Linked DNA regions of Homo sapiens: all the other regions are linked to region 1. Evidence: chromatin contacts called from ENCODE Hi-C or POLR2A ChIA-PET data. All regions are on one chromosome and are shown on one strand. The core of a region is the stretch at or near the end of the contact, and the rest is flanking DNA. Distances in the headings are between cores, read along the strand shown. Region 1 holds the start of SKP1 (S-phase kinase associated protein 1). Region 2 has its middle 23 kb from the start of TCF7. Region 3 has its middle 49 kb from the start of VDAC1.

Evidence for each region. Hi-C counts contacts between places; a loop is a spot of excess contacts on that map. ChIA-PET counts read pairs that join two places held with the same protein, here RNA polymerase II (POLR2A). Pooled maps may share reads with other maps.
Region 2: POLR2A ChIA-PET joins it to region 1 with 11 read pairs in activated B cell. The contact joins the enhancer-like site here to the promoter of SKP1 in region 1. A Hi-C loop is called at or near these places in 1 of 168 maps with a recorded cell type or tissue (naive thymus-derived CD4-positive, alpha-beta T cell), 12 of 37 single-sample maps with no recorded cell type and 13 of 50 pooled maps. POLR2A ChIA-PET finds 5 or more read pairs at or near these places in 22 of 52 experiments (CD4-positive, alpha-beta T cell, CD4-positive, alpha-beta memory T cell, CD8-positive, alpha-beta T cell and 16 more).
Region 3: POLR2A ChIA-PET joins it to region 1 with 17 read pairs in OCI-LY7. The contact joins the enhancer-like site here to the promoter of SKP1 in region 1. A Hi-C loop is called at or near these places in 1 of 168 maps with a recorded cell type or tissue (endothelial cell of hepatic sinusoid) and 2 of 50 pooled maps. POLR2A ChIA-PET finds 5 or more read pairs at or near these places in 21 of 52 experiments (CD4-positive, alpha-beta T cell, CD8-positive, alpha-beta T cell, GM10248 and 15 more).

The regions. Positions count from the first base shown.
Region 1 is chr5:134,174,928-134,178,263 of GRCh38, reverse strand. SKP1 (S-phase kinase associated protein 1) reads left to right here and starts at 1,314. Exons shown (of 6, transcript NM_170679.3): 1 at 1,314-1,409. RefSeq lists enhancers at 1-410, 1,314-1,563, 1,654-1,933 and a silencer at 1,084-1,163.
Region 2 is chr5:134,090,078-134,093,332 of GRCh38, reverse strand. It overlaps a transcript of VDAC1 not described here. Among named protein-coding and RNA genes, the nearest start is that of TCF7, 23 kb to the left of the region's middle. RefSeq lists a silencer at 2,561-2,855. Within about 2 kb of position 1,597, at least 2 of the 41 ENCODE cell types and tissues checked have a DNase peak (open chromatin) inside an H3K27ac peak, as active enhancers do.
Region 3 is chr5:134,051,922-134,055,494 of GRCh38, reverse strand. It overlaps a transcript of VDAC1 not described here. Among named protein-coding and RNA genes, the nearest start is that of VDAC1, 49 kb to the right of the region's middle. RefSeq lists an enhancer at 3,106-3,573. Within about 2 kb of position 1,559, at least 9 of the 41 ENCODE cell types and tissues checked have a DNase peak (open chromatin) inside an H3K27ac peak, as active enhancers do; they include CD4-positive, alpha-beta T cell, where a contact is called at or near this core.

The DNA of each region.
Region 1 (3,336 bases), core at 65-2,564:
CTGCTGAGGGCAGGGCTGTGCTGCAAAGAAAATGTCTGAGAGCTGCAGGCGTTTCATCTTCTGTCATCAGCTGTGGCACCTGGCAGACACTGGATAGGCTTGTAGACAAAGACCTGGTAACTCAAGGAGCTGCTTGGCCTTCCTGCCCAGTCCCATCCCAGAGGCACTGTACATCTCTGGTTTCTTCAGGGGGCCCTGTGTGGAAGTATCTTTTGTCTTCCTGGTGTCAGGGATATCATCACGTGCCTGTTGGCTAGGCGAGCCCGGCGCCCAGTCTCCTAGGATGGGGAGAGTAATGTTCCCGAGCAGAACAGGGTGGGGCTTTCAGACTACTCCCTTTCCTTTACAGCTGGCTTCATTCCATCGACCTCATCAAAGCCTTCCTGGGAGCACCCTAGAGAAGAGTTACGTCCAGGCCGGGCCCTGGCTGCCTGGTTCACGGCGGAATCCCCAGCACCACGCCTCGCACGTCGGGCTCAAAGCATGTTTAGTGAAGGAGTAGGTACCTACTGCTAGATGGAGCCATCTCTCTAGACTTGGGGTTTCCCTATAACGATGGCTATGTTTGGCATGGAAGCCTCTTTAGAAGTCAATAGTAGGAAATAAGGGCTAACAGCACCTAATTGTGGAGTAAGGTTCAAATCCTAGCTCTGCCACTTAACCGTTCCGAACCTGTTCCCTCACTGCAGAGGCGAAAAGGCTAACACTATTTCACCTCGGAGGGTTACCGTGGAGAATGGAAGCTGGACAAGCTGTATCAGTTCAGTAGTAAAACACACACACACAAGCGCCCCACCCCCACCCCACCCCACCCCAGGAATGAACACACACACCCGCGCGCGCACATACACCTCAGGAATGAACACACGCGCGTACACACACACGCAGCCCCCCCCAGGAGTGAACACACACACACACGCCCCGTTCTGTTGTTCCCAGGAACACACACAGAGACGCACACACTCGCCCGGTTTTGTTTTTTCCAGGCTTTTTAACTGGGGTCTTTCACTCGGCTTAGGGCACCGCTGCCTGAAAGACCTTTCTAGGCCAGTCGGGGTCCGGCACCCAGTTGACGAGACAGCGCGGCGCTTTCAGAGCTGGGGAGAGGCGAAAACTCTTCCGGCCCCCCGATCCCCCGGCCAGCCGCCCCCGGCAGCTCCTTGCCGCCTCCCGGCCTGGGCCCGCCCAGCCGTTCTCGGCCTGCCGTCAGGCGATCTCGGCGGCCAGCCCAGCCGCGATGTGACGCCGCGCGCCCCGGGGTCCTCGGCGCCTGCGCCCTCTCCTATAAAGCAGACGCCGCGCCGCGCTGCGACGCTGTAGTGGCTTCGTCTTCGGTTTTTCTCTTCCTTCGCTAACGCCTCCCGGCTCTCGTCAGCCTCCCGCCGGCCGTCTCCTTAACACCGAACACCGTGAGTAGCCGCCCACTGAACTGGAAAGGGTCGTGGCTACCGGATTGCGTGCCGGCTGGCCTCACCGCTGCGGTTTGGGCCTGCCCGCGGCGGGCGGTGACTGGGCCTGGCCTTCTTTCGGGCCCGGTGGATCGCGTTGTCGACCCTGTTCTTCGGGAGACCCTACCAGGTTCCGTTCACCTGCCCCGCCCCCGACTCAGCGAGGCCTCCTCTGGCCGGGCGTCCTCACGGCGCTCCATAAGTGAGCCGAACCCCGGGCTGGGCCTTCTCTGCACCGGCCGAGCGTCAGCCGGCGCGGAGCTCGGCTGCAAGGCCCAGGCTGCGGCCGGGGGCCTCTCTTGGTCTTAAGCCTGCTGTCCCGGGGACCAGGGCGGGGGTGGCGGCGGGGTTGTGAATGGGGGTCCCTTGGCTGTCGTGAGCGTGGGCGTGTGTCGGTGTCTGGCTTTTGTTGTGGTCGGGAGGGAGAGCTGCGGTGGTGGTCTGAGGCCGCCCGGTTCTTGGCTCCCATCCTTTCTCCACCGTGTCTGGCGTCACTAGCTACCGGTCGGTCCTGGCTAACCGTGTGCGGGCGCCGGCTTTCTGCACATAGCCGCCTGCTCCATCTGAATATTTCTTAGCGTTGTTTTGCCATGACTTGGAGTCGTTGAGCAGATACCATCGTCAGAGTGGTGTGACTTGTAGGAGCCTTAACTGTGTATAACTTAACTCTAGGTATCTGGCTTTTAAAGAAATAGGACGTCTACCTGCTTTGATTCACTTTTAATGGAAACTTCACGTTTGGGTTTTAGGGACATGCATTTTTCCTTTAGAGCGTGACAGTAGAATGTATCCGTTTCATAGAACAATACCGTCTCCTCCACTGTGCAGTCTAAAAAGCAGTGTCAGAATTTCGGGTCACTTAAAGCGCAGGGGTTTTTTTTTCTATATGATGTGATAGAACCCGCTTTATGCTGGCCATGGAGAATTATTTACAAGTGCAGGAGCCTTTAGGCCTCTTTCTTTAGAATGGAATTGTTTTGAAAGCATTTCAAATAAATATTTCATCCATTATTACTTAAAAATTTTGCACTTTATTCTACTGTAACACTAAAACTTATCTTTGAGTTTAGTATTACCAAGTGCATCGAATTACAGATTAACCGATTGACCAGCTGCTATTTAGTAAGGTCTCAACTCCCTTAAGAGTAACCCAATCCACAAACTTGACTATGACTAAGCACTTATCTTGAGTTATTTGAAAGAAATATGAAACGGTCGTCTTGCTTTTAGAGTAATTTTAATCAACTGCATTGTTAGATTTGTGATTCTGCACTGTTCATTTCAGTACTATCTAATATAAAAATTACATGTTTAAATGTTTTATAATTAAAAATTGGGCTCAGGTTAAAATATTTTCTTTTGGAGATACCTTTTGTTGTGGTCTTGTCACAGGAAGGGTCCTCTACTCTGCATCCTTCTCCATTAAGCAGGGACAACTGCATTATTGGCAAGCGCTAAGCAACATGGAGAAGCAGACATGTTTGTGAATCGCAAAGTGAAATCTGATTCTCTCCAACTATGGATGAGTGAGAGTAGGATATTTCAGTGGCTGGTTTTAAAACATGCTTTACTTTTTTGCTTCCTTTGCCTAACAACCTGTTTGCTTTGGGGTTGGCGACAATTGTCTCAGAGAAGCTGAATGAATATTTTAACCGATGTAATGGGTCATAAGTCTTTGAACATAAAATGGGTGTGATGCATGTTTTAAATGCCAAATGATACACTTTTGGGAAAATATATGCGATTTGTAATACAACACACCTAGAAAACTTCAGAGGTGCCATAAGTTAATAGTGACATCACCGGATTATGAATACTTGAGAAGCATGGGCCTTTTAAAAGTTGTATGTGAGTTTTAAGAGGCCTTGAATTAATCTGTACCAGGTAT
Region 2 (3,255 bases), core at 348-2,847, 85 kb after region 1:
ACTGTGCACACCTTCCTCACCATACCTCACACTCCCAATACATCAGTATATAACTGCACTCAAAAGCCAGGCAGTGGTATTACCCATTCTAGGAAGCCAAGGGCTTCCCCCAGGGCATTTGAAATGAGGTTCTCTTTACATCTAACCTTTCAGGACCCATATCCAGTTCTATCAATTGAAATGCACCTGTGCTCAGATGACTCACAAGTACATGCAGGCTTGCCAAGGGCCAGAAAGCTGCTGTTTCCAACTGCAGCAGATTGCTGGTAGATTTATGACTCAGGGTCATGAATCCACAAATCACCTTTATCCCCATGGAAGGATGATTGTGCATTAGCTTGAAAGAGGCCTTTGCTGCAGGTGTCTTTGGCAAACCTTGGTCAAAGCTGTGAACCACCAGACAAGGAAATTCTAGCAGCTCCGCTGGTCTCTGAGAAGTGGCAAGGGTTGCAATGGAGAGGGAAGACTTGCGTGCAAATCTATAGTAACCTAAGCCCTAGCATTTACTGAACTGTGTGTCAATCCTATAAGTATAATACCTTTGTTCCTTCTGTGTGGGGCATCGCTGGGGTTTTGGGGTAATCTGACACCAGTGGTTCCAGAATCAGTGTCAGAGGTCACCCAAGGAAACCAACACATCTTTTTTTTTTTTTTTTTGAGACGGAATCTTGCACTGTTGCCTGGGCTGGAGTGCAGTGGCACGATCACAGCTCACTGCAACCTCTGCCTCCTGGGTTCAAGCGATTCTCCTGCCTCAGCCTCCAGAGTAGCTGGGATTACAGGCACCCACCACCATGCCTGGCTAATTTAATGGATCCAGAAATGTCAAGACACTACCCCAGGATTCAACGGCACATGAGGGACAAAGCGAGGACCCCACCCTTATTCTTTCAAGGCTGGCCTGTGCCCCGGAGCTCTTCCACACACCTCCCTCTCCAAAATAGGGAGAAGCCCAAGACAGTGACTCAGAGCCCCCTTGGCAGTTTTGCTGATAATTTTTTTGTTTTGAAGTGAGATGTTCTGCCTCTATTGAAGTCTTTAGGAAATTATAGTGATTTTGACTTTTTCAGACATGTTTGAATTACTCACAGTCTGGAATTCCCAGGCAGGGGGTGAAATTTAGAGAGGCCTTAGAATACAGAAGTTAGGGGCACAGGATTTGGATTAAGGGATCTGAGTTCAGATCCCCACTCTACCACTTAGTAACTATGTGAGTTAATCACAATGAGCCTTGGTTCCTCATCTGGTTTTGATAACAAACACCAGGACTTAGTTCAAGGGTTGCTGGCAGACTAAAGGAAGCAACGAGCAGAGAGTGGCGCAAAGGAGACCTGAGTACATGGGCACTGGGGTTATTCCCTGGACACCTGCTGAAGCAGGAAGGCCAGGATCTGACTTACCAAGCACACACCCAGCCTGCATGAAGGCTCAGTGCAGCCTGCGTGGGCTTATTCATCAGGAGCTGGATTGCATGATTTCAGATCTGGCTCTGTCACTAATCTGGGGCCAAAGAACATCCCCTCTCTGAAGCTCTGTTTCCCTCTAGGAAAAATGTGGACAATGACAACTCAGTTCTGTTGTCAGGACCCACGTGGTCAGTGCTTAGAACGGCGCCTGGTACACAGTCTGTTTATAGATGATCCTTTTATCACTGTCTCTGTTTTTTCTGCTTGTACCTGTGTTTCCAGCAGGGCAGCAAGAGCTCATGTGTCTGCAGACCTAGTGGGAGAGTTTCCATACTTCTATTTCTGCCAAATATGGTGTGCATTTGTGCTTTTCTTGCTCATTGTGGCCCAGCCTTTGCCCATGCTCTTCCCTTTGCCAGGAAATCCCTTTACTTCTCTGTCCCCATCGATCGACATCCTTCCAATGTCCAGTTCACAATGTTGTGTGAAGAACTTTCCCCATCTGCCTAGTCATATATAATCTGACCACGCATGATGATTCTGTGGTGTTAGGGGATAGGCAAGTTAGGGGGAAAACCTGGAATGTTCTAAGTGGTTACCCTACGTTGGAATAGTGGTAACCTTCAGTGAGGAAGGGGGAAGGATGTGGGTGGGACAGGGAGCATTTCCAGGGCACAAGCCGTGCTCTATTTCTTGATCTTCATGAAAAGTTCAACAAATACTTATTGTCTGTGCTGTCCAGGGACTGTGCTAGAGTTAGACCCTCCATTCCTTTTTCACAGCCCATTTCTGTGCTTGAGCACTGATTTTATTCTGCCCTACCCTATGGCCTTAATTTTTCTCCCTAGAGTGCAGATAGTAAAGGGCCTTATAAACTTGCATAGTGTTCCGTGGCCACTTTGTGCCCTGGAAGCCTCTCTGTTCTGGACTTTTCTTCCTGACCACAGATCAGGGGTAGGACCAGCTGTATGAAGTCTCTGAGCCACTGCAGTTGGATCTGAGCATGCTCAGAAGGACCATAGGTTACCACCACCCAGCTGGGGATTCAAAATCCTTGAGAGGTAGACCCCAAAGGAAGATGAAGGCTTTAAACTGTTATTGTAAGTGTGTCTTCTCCTCCGTGGGTTGCATGGAGATCAAAGCCTGAAGGAAGTAGAAGGTTGCTCTCTGACAAAAACACCATATTTTTAGAAGCATTCGGTGGTTTAGGATGTTTGCCCCAGTGCTGCCTTTCAGTGGCAGGGGGTGGGGCTGGGGGTGGAGGCCAAGGGCTGCGACCTTGAGCGGAGGTTGGTGGGAGCAGGTTTGCTGGCACGGGGCCCAAGGGTGGAGGCTGAGGGTGGGAGGACAGCCAATCATCACTTATCTTTCCTGAAGACCAGAGAACCAGGCCAAAGCATTTCATGGTTGTGGGGAAGGGGGCTTATGGAGTCTCTGTGCCATCTCCTTCTTTCAGAGATGGAAAAACTGAGGCCCAGAGAGAAGCAGAGGCTTGGCTTAGCTCCACCCTCACCATCCACGCACCCTTCCCATCTGGGGATTTGGGGCTTGCACATATGAAACTGTTAGAGAACAATGCGTCCATTCTGTAATCAAGGCTAATTGGTGTGGTTCAGAAGAGGAGAAACGCCAGGCGTTTGGGGGCAGAACATCAGTGGGTCTCTGAACCAACCACCCAGGAATATTCCACGAAGAATTAGAGTAGCTCCTGGGGCCTGGGAAGGGCAAACCTTGGGTAGGTGAGAGGACATTCAGGCAGCATGGATAGTGCTCGGAGGTGGGACCTAGCTTGGCCTGAATGTGGGGACTGATGGAAGGAGGAACTGGGGCAGAAATTTGGGTCCTCCCC
Region 3 (3,573 bases), core at 310-2,809, 120 kb after region 1:
TGAGCCGAGATCGCGCCACTGCACTCCAGCCTGGGTGACAGAGCGAGACTCCATCTCAAAACAAACAAACAAACAAACAAACAAAATAAGCACTTGTCCTCACATGTCACGAGGACCAGAATGCATGTACATGTATTTGTGCACGCCTGAGACACGGGGAAATCTCCTCCAAGGCTGAAAACTCTTCCCATGCCCCCCTTCCTCAGATCAAATCACCCCATAGCCACCACAGCGGGGTCCAACTGCCATTCCTAAGAAACAGACATCCCATATCCACCCTACACCCCACCCCTGTGGCTTCCTGGGGGCCACCTGCCCCATCTCCCAGAGCTGCCAGCCTGTCTCCTTTGTGGCTGCTTCCCACTCTGTCTATCCAGCATCCCCACCCCATGCAGCTGAGCTGTGGGCACCACCAGGGCAGCCATCCTGCCTTCTTTGCTTTCCGTTTATGTGCACAGAGAGGGGACTCAATCAATGTCTGGTGATCGACATATGACTGAACAATAAAGGAACGACCAGAGTTACACTGGGTGGGGACGGACCTCTGAGGTCACCTAGCCCACTTGCCTACCTGATGCCCAAATGCCCTCTGCTCGCCACCTCTAGCAATGGGGCAGTAACCACATTCCCAGGCAGCTCAGTCGCCGCTTCCTGTGGTAAGTGGTTCGTCAGGTTAATCAGGAGGAGGGCCAGTAACTGAGGCACTTCCCAGTTTGGCTGAAAGACTGTGGTCCAGTTGGGCGAGGTGGCTCACACCTGTAATCTCAGCACATTGGGAGGCCAAGGTGGGCGGATCACCTGAGGTCAGGAGTTCAAGACCAGCTTGGCCAACATGGTGAAATCCTGTCTGTACAAAAATACAAAAAAATTAGCTAGGCATGACGATGGGCGCCTGTAATTACAGCTACTCCGGAGGCTGAGGGGGAGAATTGCTTGAACCTGGGAGGCAGAGGTTGCAGTGACATAAGATGGCACCACTGCACTCCAGCCTGGGCAACAGAGCGAGACTCCATCAAAAGAAAAAAAAAAAAAAAAAGGAAGGAAGGAAGAAAGAAAGGAAAATAAAAGAGAAAAGAAAAGAAAGACAGACTATGGTCAGTTCTCAACAGGGAGAGTCTAGAAGCTTGCCAGGGTGAAATGAACTACCTCCATTTCTCCAGCCAGGAGAGCCCTGAGCCGCTGCACCTTGTTCCTGCCTGCTGGAGATTCATCCAGTTCCAGCAGGGCAGCCCCGCCCTAGCCACCATGCTGGCAGAGTAAATCAAGCATTAAAAACAAACTAATTAGTACTTCAGGGCAGTTTCATTCAAAAAATTACCACACTGAGAAGGTGTCTCATTTAGAACCGACTTAATTAAAAGACACCTTGTAAATTCCTGCAACAGATGAGGACAGTACTTTCCAGAAACGCCATAATTGAAATGTTTTACTGCTTATACCAAATGGTTATTAAATCCTTAATATCATAATTCCTTAAGAATGCCATTGTCAGTGACAAACAGCAGCTTGCACAACAAAGGAGCTGATTGTTCCCTCCTCTGGCCTGTAACCCACAGGAAGTCATAACGTAAGACTTCTCTGTTGCTGTACTTGGTTCTTTGCATTTTTAATGAGTAGGAGTAAATGCCAGCTCTGGGAGGAATCCACCATAAAGATAGAGAATGGAAAGAAGCCCTGTTTCTGACTTGTTGACTTGTGGTTTAGGGAAAAAGGCATCTTCCCTAGGTGAAGGCAGGCGCTGGTTGACTGCCGTATGGGTGGGCTGCCCTGACTGGGTAGCACAGAGATGCTAACTAAGTTGCCCAGCAAAGTGGAGGCTGGAGAGAAAGTCCCACCCATGCAATGTGGAATGGCCCGGAATGGGGCTGAGGGGGACAGGATGGGGTGTCCATAACCTGTTCTGTTTCCCCCCAGGCTTCCTCCCAGAGCAGCTGCCCTGGGGTGAGGTCCTCCGGGTCTGACTCCATGCAGGCTGCGCTCAGTGCTTCCTCCTGCAGGATCCTCCTTCCTGGCGCCTGCCCCTGGCACGGCTCACAGGAGCCCTAGACAATGATGGAGGGTTGGGCAATGGGTCCATTGACCCACAGCAAACTGACAAAATGCAGAGTATCCCCAGGCATGGTGGGTGCGGGTTGGAAGGGGGTTGTTTGTAGAATGGAGGGCTTTTCAGAAGGAACTGAAAGCCATCTTTTTGCTGACTTGCTGGGTGACCAGGCGAGTGGCATGGCCACTCCATGCTTCATTTTCCTCATTTAAAAAGAAAGTGGTGTTAGCAGGGCCTGGATTTGGAGTCAGTCTGATCTGAATTCAAACCCTGCTCAGTTATGCACTGTGGTATTTGGGGCTTCTGTTTCTTTTATTTCTTTCTTCTTTTTTTTTGAGACGGAGTTTCACTCTTGTTGCCCAGGCTGGAGTGCAATGGCGCTATCTCAGCTCACCGCAACCTCCACCTCCTGGGTTCAAGGGATTCTCCTGCCTCAGCCTCCCGGGTAGCTGGGATTACAGGCGTGCACCACCACGCCCAGCTGATTTTGTATTTTTAGTAGAGACAGGGTTTCACCATATTGGTCAGGCTGGTCTAGAACTCCTGACCTCAGGTGATGGCCCACCTCGGCCTCCCAAAGTGCTGGGATTACAGGCATGAGCCACCGCACCCGGCCAGGGCTTCTGCTTCTTAACTTTGCAAAGTTGGGGGAGCAACAGTAGCTCCCCACAGCATGGTGTCGGGGCTAAATGAGCATGTGTGTAGAGCACCTAGCACAGCGCCTGGCCCATGGCAGTGCTCAGGAAGTGGACTGAATAGGGGAGGGAGAAGCATCTTTCCTTTTAACCTTCTAGGTTCTCAGCAGGGACCCATAACAAAAGACAGCTTAACAAGAGAAAAGCATGCAAACTTATTTAATATAAGTTTTGGTTGAGCACGGTGACTCATGCCTGTGATCCCAGCACTTTGGGAGGATCACTTGAGCCCAGGAGTTCGAGACCAGCCTGGACAACATGGAGAGACCTTTGCCTCTACAAAAAAATACAAAAATTAGCCAGGCGTGGTAGCATGGGAGGATTGCTTGAACCTGCAAGGTCGAGGCTGCAGTGAGCCAAGATCAAGCTACTGCATTCCAGCCTGGGTGACAGAGTGAGACCTTGTCTCAAAAAAAAAAGTTTTACATAACACAAGAGGCTTCATAGAGAAATGAAGACCTGAAGACAGTTAAACCTGCGTTTTGTACCAGGTTTAATGAAGAGTGGAGAGTTGTGGGAAAAGGTGACAGGACAAAAGAGAATGAGGTCAATCAGAGTAGCAAACTGGGCAAAACCAGGAAAGCTTGACCCTTCAGATTTCTCTTTGTCTTCAGAGGTAAGAAGATGCATCTTCCTTTCCCGCTGGTGGAGGGAGGGCGCCTTTCAAATGAGGGGTTATGACCTGCTTCAGGGGAAGGTCAGAGAGTCCTTCTTGCTTGTACCCGCTGTTGCTCAGATTCCTTCAGCTTAAAATATTCGGCCTTATGCAGTGGCTCACCCCTGTAATCCCAGCACTTTGGGAGGCTGAGGTGGGCGGATCACCTGAGCTCAGGA